Regions from separate parts of the Homo sapiens genome. Here region 1 is linked to region 2. A link is an interaction called in ENCODE POLR2A ChIA-PET data of the cell type or tissue named here. Cell type or tissue: A673. All regions are shown on one strand. Each heading gives the region's core, and the rest is flanking DNA. Links, peaks and the distances in the headings are about the cores only.

Region 1 (5,566 bases), core at 302-5,301, 450 kb after region 2:
TCTCTAAACTAATACACATCCATAGAGAATGGGATTTCCATGTTTGCTTTAGACCATTCATAGCGCATTTCCTAGAACTGGGGAAGGGAATCTTCTGCCTAAACATGTTGCTGCCCTCACATTATCGAGGTTCCTTAGTAGATGAAAAAGGGGGAGGCCAGGCACAGTGATGCATACCTGTAATCCCAGCCACTCAGAAAGCTGGGGCAAGAAGACTGCTTGAGCCCAGGAGTTCAAGCTGTAGTATGCTATGATCACACCTGTGAAGAGCCCCTGCACTCCAGCCTGGGCAACACAGTGAGACCCTGTCTCTAAAAAAAAACCTTAAAAACCAGAAAAATGGGGAATGATTGTCTAGTAGACAACAATAGTAGAAATTAAAATCCACAGGACTTGTTCACTAAGTTAATGAGAAAGTGAAGAAGGAAGTAGACTCAAATATCACTCAAAAGTTTCAAGCTTGGAGAACTACAATAGTCACAATGCCAAGAACAGATAAAAAGAGAATGTGGGAGGAAAAATCTAGTTTGTGAAACAATAATGAGTTCCACTTTCTTGAGTTTGAGGTGCGATGAGACAGTGTGGTAGAAACGTAGAAGACCACAGGAGAAAGGCTGGACTTAAATGTAGACACTAGAGTCATCCACAGTGAGGTTGGATTCGAAACCACAGGAATAGATAGTACCATTATGGGAGAAAATGAAAAGAGAGAAGGAGGACAAGGCTGGAGGAATCTTTGTGAATAGCTACAATTATTAACAGAAGATAGTAAGATGATGATGTTGCCAAAAAAGGAAAAGGGGAGTGAGTGATTAATTACAATCATCCCCAAACCAAGGGACTATAATGACATGGCAGCCAAGAGGTAAAGTTCCCTAAGGAAAGTGGCAGCCAACAGTTTGACTGCCACAAAGATGCCAATGATGACAAAGTACTCTTGAAAAATTTCAGGGATAGTACTCTTGAAAAATTTCAGGGACAGAAACCAGATTGTAGGAATAGTAGTTTCAAGTACATTAATTTAATGCCCATGTGCACTCATTTGTATTCCTTTCTGTCTACTCTTTTTTTTTTCCCCCCTGACAGGGCCTCACTCTGTCACCTAGGCTGGAGTGCAATGGTGTGATCATGGCTCACTGCAGCCTTGACTTTCCAAGTTCAAGCAATCCTCCCACTTCAGCCTCTCGAGTAGCATAGCTGGGACCACAGGCACATGCTACCATGCCCAGCTAATTTTTGTATTTTTTGTAGAGACAGGGTTTCACCATGTTGCCCAGGTTGGTCTTGAACCCTGGCTCAAGCAATCCACCTGCCGTGGCCTCCCAAAGTGCTGGAATTATGGGCGTAAGCCATTGCACCCAGGTTCAAAGAGTTAAAATTAATTGGTAAACCCTCAGCAGGAAGAGCACAACTAAGGAAATTAAGAGAGCCAACAAAGCATGAGGTGAGAGGGGACAAGGTTGGGGGAGGGGGATACGTTCATTTTATAAAGGGATATATATAACCCAAAATCTGCCAAGGAGGTTCCAAGGATGATGCCAAGGATAAAGGGGGAAGAACAGAAACCTGTTCTGGGGATCCATTGTAAAAGTACATAATCTCACCATGACTAATGGCACATGTACATCCTTTTTTGTACTAGGTTCAGTTCCATGACATCCTGCAAACTGTGGAAAGTTCAAAAGTACTGCAAACATGAATGCTTATAAGCCCATGTAATTGCATAGTAATTCATACATGTGCAGATGAGAACATGGGTTATTAAAGAAGGATACAGGACTCCAAAGGTGACTGAGGCAGGGGCATGAGAACAGCAAAGTCAGTGTTACATGGGGCAGGCATACTAGTTACTTGATAGTTTAACTCCTGACGGTTACGAGGTAAAGGAGATATATAGGGAGCTAAGAGGAAAACAAAAGCAGGCGGCTAGTTTGCTAAGAACCAAAACCAGATTACAGAAGGCTGCCTGGCCTCTGAAATTCACAAAGCCTTTTCGAGACTCCCCTTATACAGAAACACAAATGACTTGTCTGGAACTCCAGAGACTCCTGGTAGGTCAGACTGCAGACAGACACACACAAGTGCCATTATGAGATTAAATCAGGTCACAGAAAGGCCAATGAAAGTATTTACTTGAAGAAGGAGAAAGCAGGTTTGAGATAAAAGAAAAACCATTAAAAGACGAAGCTGCTAAAAGCATCAGCACCCCTACCCCTGCATATCTTTTTATGTAAGAGCTTGACCTGCCTTATATGTGGGCAAAAACAGGAAAATGAACGTGTGTGACCCATATATAAGTGTGAATAGTATTTAAATAAACTTTATTTCAGTGGTCATGTAACATTTAGTAGTCATGTCAATTACATTTACATGTACTCTCTCTTCTCGATCTTGGAATAATTGCTTCATGTTTAACACCAGGAAATAGATCTCTTCATCCACACAAATGTATATCAAAACCTTATTAAGCAATTAACCCAAGCAGGCAAATAAATGCCCTCAATGAAGCAGCAGGATTAGCAACAAGAGACCGGACATGGTGGCTCATGCCTATAAGCCCAGCACTTTGGGAAGCCAACATGGACAGATTGCTTGAGTCCGGGAGACTGGCCTGGACAACATGGTGAAACCTTGCCTCTACAAAAATTATAAAAATTAGCCAGATGTGGTGCCGCGTACCTGTAGTCCCAGCTACAGAGATGGCTGAGGTGGAAGGATCACCTGAGCCCAGGAGGCAGAGGTTGCAGTGAGCCAAGATCGGGCCACTGTACTCCAGCCTGAGTGAAAAGAATGAGACCCTGACTCAAAAAAAAAAAAAAAAAAAAGGGTAGCACCAAGAGATACATGGTAGAATATAAGCGACTTAACAGAAGAGAAAATGAGGAAGATAAAGGTTTTTATTGCAGAAAGAAAAGAAATAAGAATTACTATAGCAGAAACTCATAGTATAAAGGACACATCCTGATGAGGGGGATGATATTGATACCATCTTGTCACTGACAGGTGCTTTACAACCGTTTTCACAGGTCATTGTATATTATTTGATACTCACTCAATTTTATGAAATGCAGAGAACACCTATTATTGTTCCCTGTTAACGTAAGAAAAAGGTGAGGCTTAGAAAGGTTGTCCATGGGCACACAGATAGGAAATAGTAGAAACTAAACTTGAAACTAGATTGACTGTAGGTCCAGTGGTCTGCCTAATCCTCCTAAATACCCAAACATCTGGACTGACTGAGCAGTATTCATGCCCATCAGCAGAAAACTAGAAAGAATATCTTCTAGATACTATCCCCAGTGCTAGGACTCCATGATTCCAGAGTGCTCACTATCATCTGAACACCCTCTTGATAAAGAGCAAGCTCATCCCATCACTGTGTTGTGTATTTGTGCACATGTGTGGCAGGTGTATACACACCTGTATACTAGAAGCGGTTACAGAGGTGCAGAGCCAATACTTAAGACATGAAGAGTAAATGATGAATATCAGACTAGAGTACTGAAACCTACCTCTCCATGTAGAAATATCCTTACCTTGCATCAAGTTCCTCTTTGCAGAAAACATTGACATTTCCATGGTGTTTGGGAGCCTGCTGTTGGCTTCCAAAAGCTCTGGCGCCATACCATGCTGTCACGGTAACAGCCCTCCAGTGAGCCATCAAAAACCTAGCTAGAACATTTTGAATACAGCAGTTTGCTTGCCACCAAAACACTAAATTGCAATATTTTATATTTATCTCTATTTAAATTTTAGTTGATGCTGCATAAATGTTAACATGGTCTTAAGCTAATACAATCACAGAAAAGTCTTAATAACACCACACATTGGCACAGCCCCTGGGTGAGTTACGGGTCTGCAAAGCAGGCCCAACGCATGTTTCTCAAGTCACTTAATTAGTCCCCTTTAACTAGGATGTGACATGAAAATGCTACACAGTTTCCCCCAAGTAATGTATTTCCAGAAGCAACGGCAAGGGACGTATAGGATAATTTGTTCATATTAAAGGTAGAATAAAAGTACTCGGGAGTAAGGCAAAGATTTCCAAAAAGGGTCTGGAGAGAGGTTAATAATGTTGGATTTAGTTCTTTTCTGGCCTGAGAAGTAAAAAGTGAGCTTTAGTAAGTTCTCAAGCCTCTAAAGCCTTATAAGGCTAAGACCCTGGATTTCCTGGACTTCCTCATGACTGAAACCGCAGATACTAACGTCAAACATGCAGATTTTCCATCTTTCCAGTGGCTGCACAGGAGGAGATTTCCCTGGGCTTCCTGGGAGACTTTGGTTCTGGGAGGTGAGACCAAGGGAGGTGGAGTTGCCCTTGAGGCCAGAGCCTTGACTGTCAACACCACCAACACAGGGAGCCAGGGCTTGAAGATCCAGGCAGAGTGGTGATAACGGAAACAAAGGCCGGCAGTGCCTCTCCTCATGGAACAACTCCTCCAGCTTTCCCAGCTCTGCCCTTCAACTTACTAAGAAAATATGCTGAATGCCTTTCAGAGTGAGAGAGCATCAGACTGAGATTCTGATTTAAAAAACAAGCACAGATAAAGCACAAAGGAAATCTTCTCGAAACAAAGCCTATAATGGTAAATATGTTCAGAATAGCTTTTCTCCTGTAACATCGTGACCTGCATCTAAGCATCTAATAGCCTCCACCCATGCCCTTGCAGCAAGAATCAGAATATTTGTTCCTGTTTTAAAGGCACAAATGGTCCTAAGAGCAGATTTTCAAAAATGGGAGGAACAATAGCTCCAATGGACCAATTGCAGCATGCAGATATCTTGACCTTTGCAGGTGGTGTAGAATGATGTGGTGCCTACATATCTTTTGGCATCTACTCTTTCGAGATGCTACCTCCCCACTCCTCTTGCCTTATCAGTCTTCCATCACAAGCCAGACTAACTGAAATTCTCAACAATTTCCAACCTAGAGAGGGCGATAATCTGACGGCATGTACATTGGTTCCAGACAACTAGGGCAAGACACATTCCTCCCTGAAAGCACCCCCTTGGTCAGGCTCATCATTTATTCGTCACTAGATGTAGCTTTACTGCCAAAAGACCTACTCTTGTTTATTCCCCTCCCTCTCTACTATTTATAGTTGGTCTAACTTTTTACAAGCTTTGAATAAAACAGAGAATGTGACCTAAGATGTGTTATTAAATGTCCATACACATAAGATGGGGGAACAGAGAGTCACAGATGGTGACAACATGGGTAAAAATTCCTATCTACTTGGAATAAGGGCAGAATCAAATTTTACTCTAGTTTCATTGAGATGACACTGAAATGTCAGTAGCAACAGGCACATTCAAGTGTACCCTTCTTCCAAGCAGATCAGGCCAAGCAATTCTGGCCATTGGGACGTCCATTATACTGCTCACCTGGAAAAGGCAGCGCCCAGCACAAACGCAGCATACTCCTTCACGAGGGGCTCTGTGCTGTTCAGCCCATTGATCACCACTTGAAGACCACCAAAGGAAAGCAGGTCCTGCGCATTGTCCATCTGCAACAGAGCCACTGCTTAGTACAGCATAGCCATCAGGGACAGGAAAGCTGTTCTTA
Region 2 (5,454 bases), core at 1-5,000:
GTGCTAGGATTACAGGTGTGAGCCACTGCACTGGCCAAAAATGAATTTTTTAAAGGGATTACCCTTTTGGCAGTGGTACAGATTTCCCCTAGGGACAATAAGTAAAATTACTAAAGTAAGGTGCTCCAGGGATCCTCATCAACATGCTGAGGCTCTTCTGTGTGGCCCTTGCAAATAACTGCTTTTTGCAAAAAACTTTTGCTGTTACTCACATGTCTTTCTGTACTTCAGGATCATCATATCGCCGGCCAATGAGACGCTTGGTAGCATAAAATGTATTGTTTGGGTTGGTGACAGCCTGTCGCTTGGCCGGCATTCCAACAAGTCGCTCACCATCTGCTGTAAAGGCCACAACTGAAGGGGTGGTTCTGGCACCTTCGGCATTCTCCAGCACCTAAACTCCCAAAATGTGATAGAGAGTAAGTTTGTAGTTATCACTGGTATGTTTTTTGAGATGGAGTCTCACTCTGTCGCTAAGGCTGGAGTACAATGGCACAATCTTGGCTCACTGCAACCTCCGCATCCTGGGTTCAAGCGATTCTTCTGTCTCAGCCTCCCTAGTAGCTGGTACTATAGGCGTGCACCACCACACCAAGCTAATTTTTCGGCATTTTTTAGTAGAGACGGGGGTTTCACCATTTTGGCCAGGCTGGTCTCGAACTCCTGACCTCAGGTGATCTGCCCGCCTCAGCCTCCCGAAGTGTTGCGATACAGGCATGAGCCAATACGCCCAGCCTATTACTGGTATGTTTGCAGCAATCATTTAAGACACAGAAACAGCTCCCAAATTGCGAAACAAATGCACATCAACAATACTACCGGGCATGCTTTACTGCTGATAGTTAATGAACAGTAGATATTTAGTTAAGGTATCTTTAGCCCTTTACTTTCAAACTACTATTTTTTTTTTTTTTTTGAGAGGGAGTCTCGCTCTTGTCACCCAGACTGGAGTGCAGTGGCGCGATCTCGGCTCACTGCAAACTCCCTGTCCTGGGTTCAATTCTCCTACTTCAGCCTCCTGAGTAGCTGGGATTACAGGTGCCTGCCACCACACCCAACTAATTTTGTGTGTGTGTGTGTGTGTGTGTACTTTTAGTAGAGATGGGGTTTTGCCAAGTTGGCCAGGCTGGTCTCGAACTCCTGACCTCAGGCGATCCGCCCACCTTGGCCTCCCAAAATGCTGGGATTACAGGCTTGAGGCACTGCGCCTGGCTTTTTTTTTTTTTTTTGAGACAGAGTCTCACTGTCACCTAGGCTGGAGTGCAGTGGCACTGTCACGGCTCACTGCAGCATTGACCTGCCAGCCTCAGCTGATCCTCCCACCTTAGCCTCCAGAGTAGCTGGGACTACAGGGGCACACCACTATGCCCGGCTAATTTTTTGTAGAGACAGTGTTTTGCTATGTTGCCTAGGGTGATCTTCAACTCCCACACTCAAGTGGCCTCCCCAAGTGTTGGGATTACAGGCATGACCCACCAGGCCTGGCCCTGATTTACATTTTAAAAACTGCTTTGGTTGCTTAAGACTCTTGTCAGGTGAACCTTTGTAGTGCTGATAATTGTATGTATCTAACTTCCCAGAAAAGGATTTAAATGTGGTATAGAGGTAGGACTACTAATTTACTATTAAGAGGGGTGGGAATGGCTTGCACTGTTTGGTTACTCTGGTAACCACCAAAGTGCTGCATTTTCTAAATTGAAACAAAGTTGGGTGTGCAGAGACAGACTAGAAGTGGAGCTTCATCTCTGAAGTAATGCATGTTGTTCATTGGAGCAGGCTATTTCTTTTGAAGCCTCCTTACTCTGTACATGCAACCTTTATTCCCACCGGGTTCTTAGCAAGATTTAGAACACCTGGAATTCTTGACTCTTGCTTCTTCCATTCATGGCCTCTTTTGCTTTCATACTTCCTTTCCCCCCAATCTCCTCTTCTGAAATAACCTGAACTGTCTATGGTCTTCTTATCCCACTTGTTTGGCACCAAGAGATTATTCCTTCTCTTGGCCCTAATTTGGGCTTCTTGGCATTTTTCCTATATGCCTGATATCTGTGGCCAACCCCCCAAAAAACTTAGAAGTAGATATAATTCTCCATGTGGAAGTAAAGATTCTTGTCCCAACATTGGGTATGAAAAACCTGATCTATAGTCTCTTCTTTTTTTTTTTTTGAGACAAAGTCTCGCTCTGTCACCCAGGCTGGAGTACAGTGATGTGATCTTGGCTCACTGCAACCTCCACCTCCTGGGTTCAAGCGATTCTCCTGCCTCAGCCTCCCGAGTAGCGGGGACTACAGGTGTGTGCCACTACGCCCAGCTAATTTTTGTATTTTTAGTAGAGACAGGTTTCACCATGTTGGCCAGAATGGTCTCGATCTCTTGACCTTGTGATCCACCCGCCTTGGCCTCCCAAAGTGCTAGGATTTCAGGTGTGAGCCACTGTACCCGGCCAATTTTTTGCATTTTTAGTAGAGACGGGGTTTCACCATTTTGGCCGGGCTGGTCTTGAACTTGGGACCTCAGGTAATCCACCCCCCTTGGCCTCCCAAAGTGCTGGGACTGCAGGCGTGAGCCATTATGCCCGGTCAGCCCTGATCTATAGTTATGTTTTTGCTGTTTTAGTTGGAAGTACTTCGAGGCCAGGCTTAGTGGTTCACATCTGTAATCCCAGCACTTTGGAGGCCAACGTGGGCGGATCACTTGAGCTCAAGACCAGCCTGGCCAACACAGTGGAACTGTCTCTACTGAAAATACAAAAAATTAGCCAGGAATGGTGGTTCATGCCTGTAATCCCAGCTATGTGGCCAAGGCAGGAGAACTGTTTGAACCCAGGAGGCAGAGGTTGCAGTGAGCGGAGACCGTGCCACTGCACTCCACCATGGGCTATAGAGACTGTCTCCAAAAAAAAAAAAAAAAAAAAAAAAAAAGCGCAAATCAGGTTCTCAAATTCCTTAACTAAGGAAAAGAGCACAGAATTCTGGACAGATTCTGGATAAGGTACTAGTTATCAATCATGCTCACCTTTGCTTGTTTACCTTCCATAACTGCCACGCAGGAGTTGGTAGTACCCAAATCAATACCAACAACTGCTCCCTTGATTGCTTCTGATCTGTAAGACATTTAGAACAGTGTCACAGCTATTGTTATCTTGATAGACCAAAGTCACTGGAAGATAATATTTAATTGGAAAATTAACAGTGGTATACTACATAATCTCTAAATAAATACAGATAAATAATTACAGAGAAGAATAATCACAAATGTAGAAAACACTGCTTTGAAGTTTAATATGTATTCCCTCTCAAAGGAAATGATATTATACTTACGCATAATCCCGCCTTGAAACAAGTCTAAAAGCCTCATGACTAAGGCCATTCCAGCTATCCTAAAAAAGAAAAAACTGACTCAGTCACCAACCAGTGTGTATCCTGGGAGGAAAAAGAGAAAACTTGGGCTCACTTAGTATATAAAATACATTAAGCTACTAAAACAGTAAATATTAAAGTTTCCCAAATAAGTAAGACGAAAAAAGGTAAATAAAAGATGGCCTTAGAATCACATTACAGTAGGATTTCTCAACCGTGGCGCTATTAATTTTGGGCGAAATTTTTGTGGTGGGGGCTGTTCTGTGCATTGTAGGATATACAGCAGCATCCCTGGCCTCGACACCCTAGAAACCAATAAGCACCCCAGTAAGTAAGTGACAACCTAAAATATCCACAGACATTGCCAGATGTCCCCTGGGGGAAAACACTTCCCCTTACCTTGCCGTGCAATTAGTTTAAAAGAACTAGAGTTACTAAGGGTCTTTGAAAGAAAAAAGAAAAGTAGTGGCGTTTCACTAGGATAAAAGACCTTTATTACAACTTAACCTCAGGCTCCTTCCAAGCCTTCCTTAATGCCCACATACAATTCCTGTTCTCTAAAGCATTTGTCTTTTATTTTAGAAAACAAGTAACCACTCCATAGCCTTTTCTCCGCCCCACGATCTGCTTTTTTTTCTGAAGTAACAAACGAGTACAATCTTACACCACAGATTTTGAGAAAATGTTGCTAAGCACGAAAACTGGAGTTCCGACTCAGAGCTTTCTTATTTTATTTCACCGTATCAACGGGATCCTTACACACTCTGTATTCTGTAGAGGAGCCAAAAATAAAACTGAAAATAGTGGCTTTCCCAATAGACTGCATCCCTCACCCCCAAGGCCAAACCTTTCCATTCAGCCACAGAACAGGCCATGAGGACCACTACCTGGTAATTTTGAAATGACACTCTAGATCGCGAGGGGTGTGACTCAGCAGGGCCCAAGCCGGAGGCAAAACCTTGGGCAAAATCTTGACCCGGCAGCGCTAACTATGGAAGGCCCGTTACCTTCCTTCCCGCCTGACCTATACTGGAGAATTCAAACCCTAAAGGGCGCGCGGCCTGCCGCAGCGAAGCCCGAGGCCCAAGGCCCGAGGCCGTGACCCCATTCGGGAAGGTCCCAGTTCCTCACCTGGTGGCGGGCGGCCGTAGGGCCCCGGGAGGCTGCGGCGCCCACGAGACGGGCTGCTGCAGCTCGGCTGGCACTTATCATGGCGGATAAATGGAGGAGTACGAGGCAGCAAACAAGCGCTCCGACGGCAAAGAGCTGCGCGATGCGGTGGCGGCAGCGCTTCTGGAAACCTCCAACCACGTGGGGTGAGGGGCGGGGGTTGGTCACTGCGGCCCAGAGGCCCGCTCTTCCGCTGAGGCGCCGCCCGCGCCGCCTGACCAGAGGATACTCGACTGCCGCTCCCGGAGCCAGGGCGTACAGGTAATATGCTCCGCAGCATGATGGTTGGAGAAAGCCTGCCCTCCTGTCCCGGCTGCGGCGGCTCTGAGCTCAGAAAGAGTCCAGGGGAGGAAGAGGGATATGAAGGCCGTATCTCGGACAGCCCCGGTCCTCGGCGACAGGAAAGACTCAAGGTCACACGGGATAAATTGCGAACCGATTACAGTCTTCTTGCGTCAGTTGCGCGGGAGGAGGAGCCTGTTGGCGCAACAGACATCCAGCTAAGAACCTAGAGCGCATGTGCGCAAGGAGTGGCGGAAAACATGGGTGGAGACTAACTGCGGCGCTCACTGGGTGCCCGAGTGCACGCCAGCGTTCCCTGGGGCGAGCCCGGGCGCGTGCACACCCCCCGGGCGTGGACGTGTTCCCAGCTCCCGCTCCTGGAGGACGGCGCCATCTTGTCTTGTGGCTTTGTGAAGTGAGGACGTCAGTACTTTTGTTGTTTGGTCCCGCCCGTTGTTCACAACTTGAAAGACACTTGGATATGCAGACAGACGTTAAACAATTTCGTGTTGCGTTTTATCACAGGGGTCTTGGGTTTCCAACTACGAAGCGTTTGATTCACACAGAACATTAGGCCAATTAGCCTGCACAAAGGGAAAAAAAAATAGCTGAGCTTGGCCGGGCGCTCACGCCTGTAATCCCA

Evidence for each region. Peaks named below come from ENCODE experiments on the same cell type or tissue, not always from the same donor. Only the 100,000 strongest peaks of a DNase experiment are listed, where the experiment ranks them.
Region 1: POLR2A ChIA-PET joins it to region 2 with 13 read pairs; 2 of 35 experiments call an interaction of 5 or more read pairs at or near these places.

Annotation. Positions count from the first base shown.
Region 1 is chr5:139,015,786-139,021,351 of GRCh38, forward strand. SIL1 (SIL1 nucleotide exchange factor) reads right to left here. Exons shown (of 10, transcript NM_022464.5): 7 at 5,386-5,507. Among named protein-coding and RNA genes, the nearest start is that of LRRTM2, 140 kb to the left of the region's middle. In A673, for the core only: no CTCF peak of the experiment used is centred there; no DNase peak of the experiment used is centred there.
Region 2 is chr5:138,570,748-138,576,201 of GRCh38, forward strand. It overlaps HSPA9 (heat shock protein family A (Hsp70) member 9), which reads right to left and starts at 4,654. Exons shown (of 17, transcript NM_004134.7): 1 at 4,491-4,654; 2 at 3,321-3,379; 3 at 3,016-3,103; 4 at 213-394. The coding sequence starts at 4,571. It overlaps LOC105379193 (a long non-coding RNA gene), which reads left to right and starts at 331. Exons shown (of 3, transcript XR_001742900.1): 1 at 331-419. RefSeq lists enhancers at 4,235-4,882, 4,399-4,448, 4,689-4,968, 4,883-5,454, 5,109-5,248. In A673, for the core only: no CTCF peak of the experiment used is centred there; a DNase peak (open chromatin) is centred at 4,674; H3K4me3 peaks cover 2,415 bases; H3K27ac peaks cover 3,623 bases.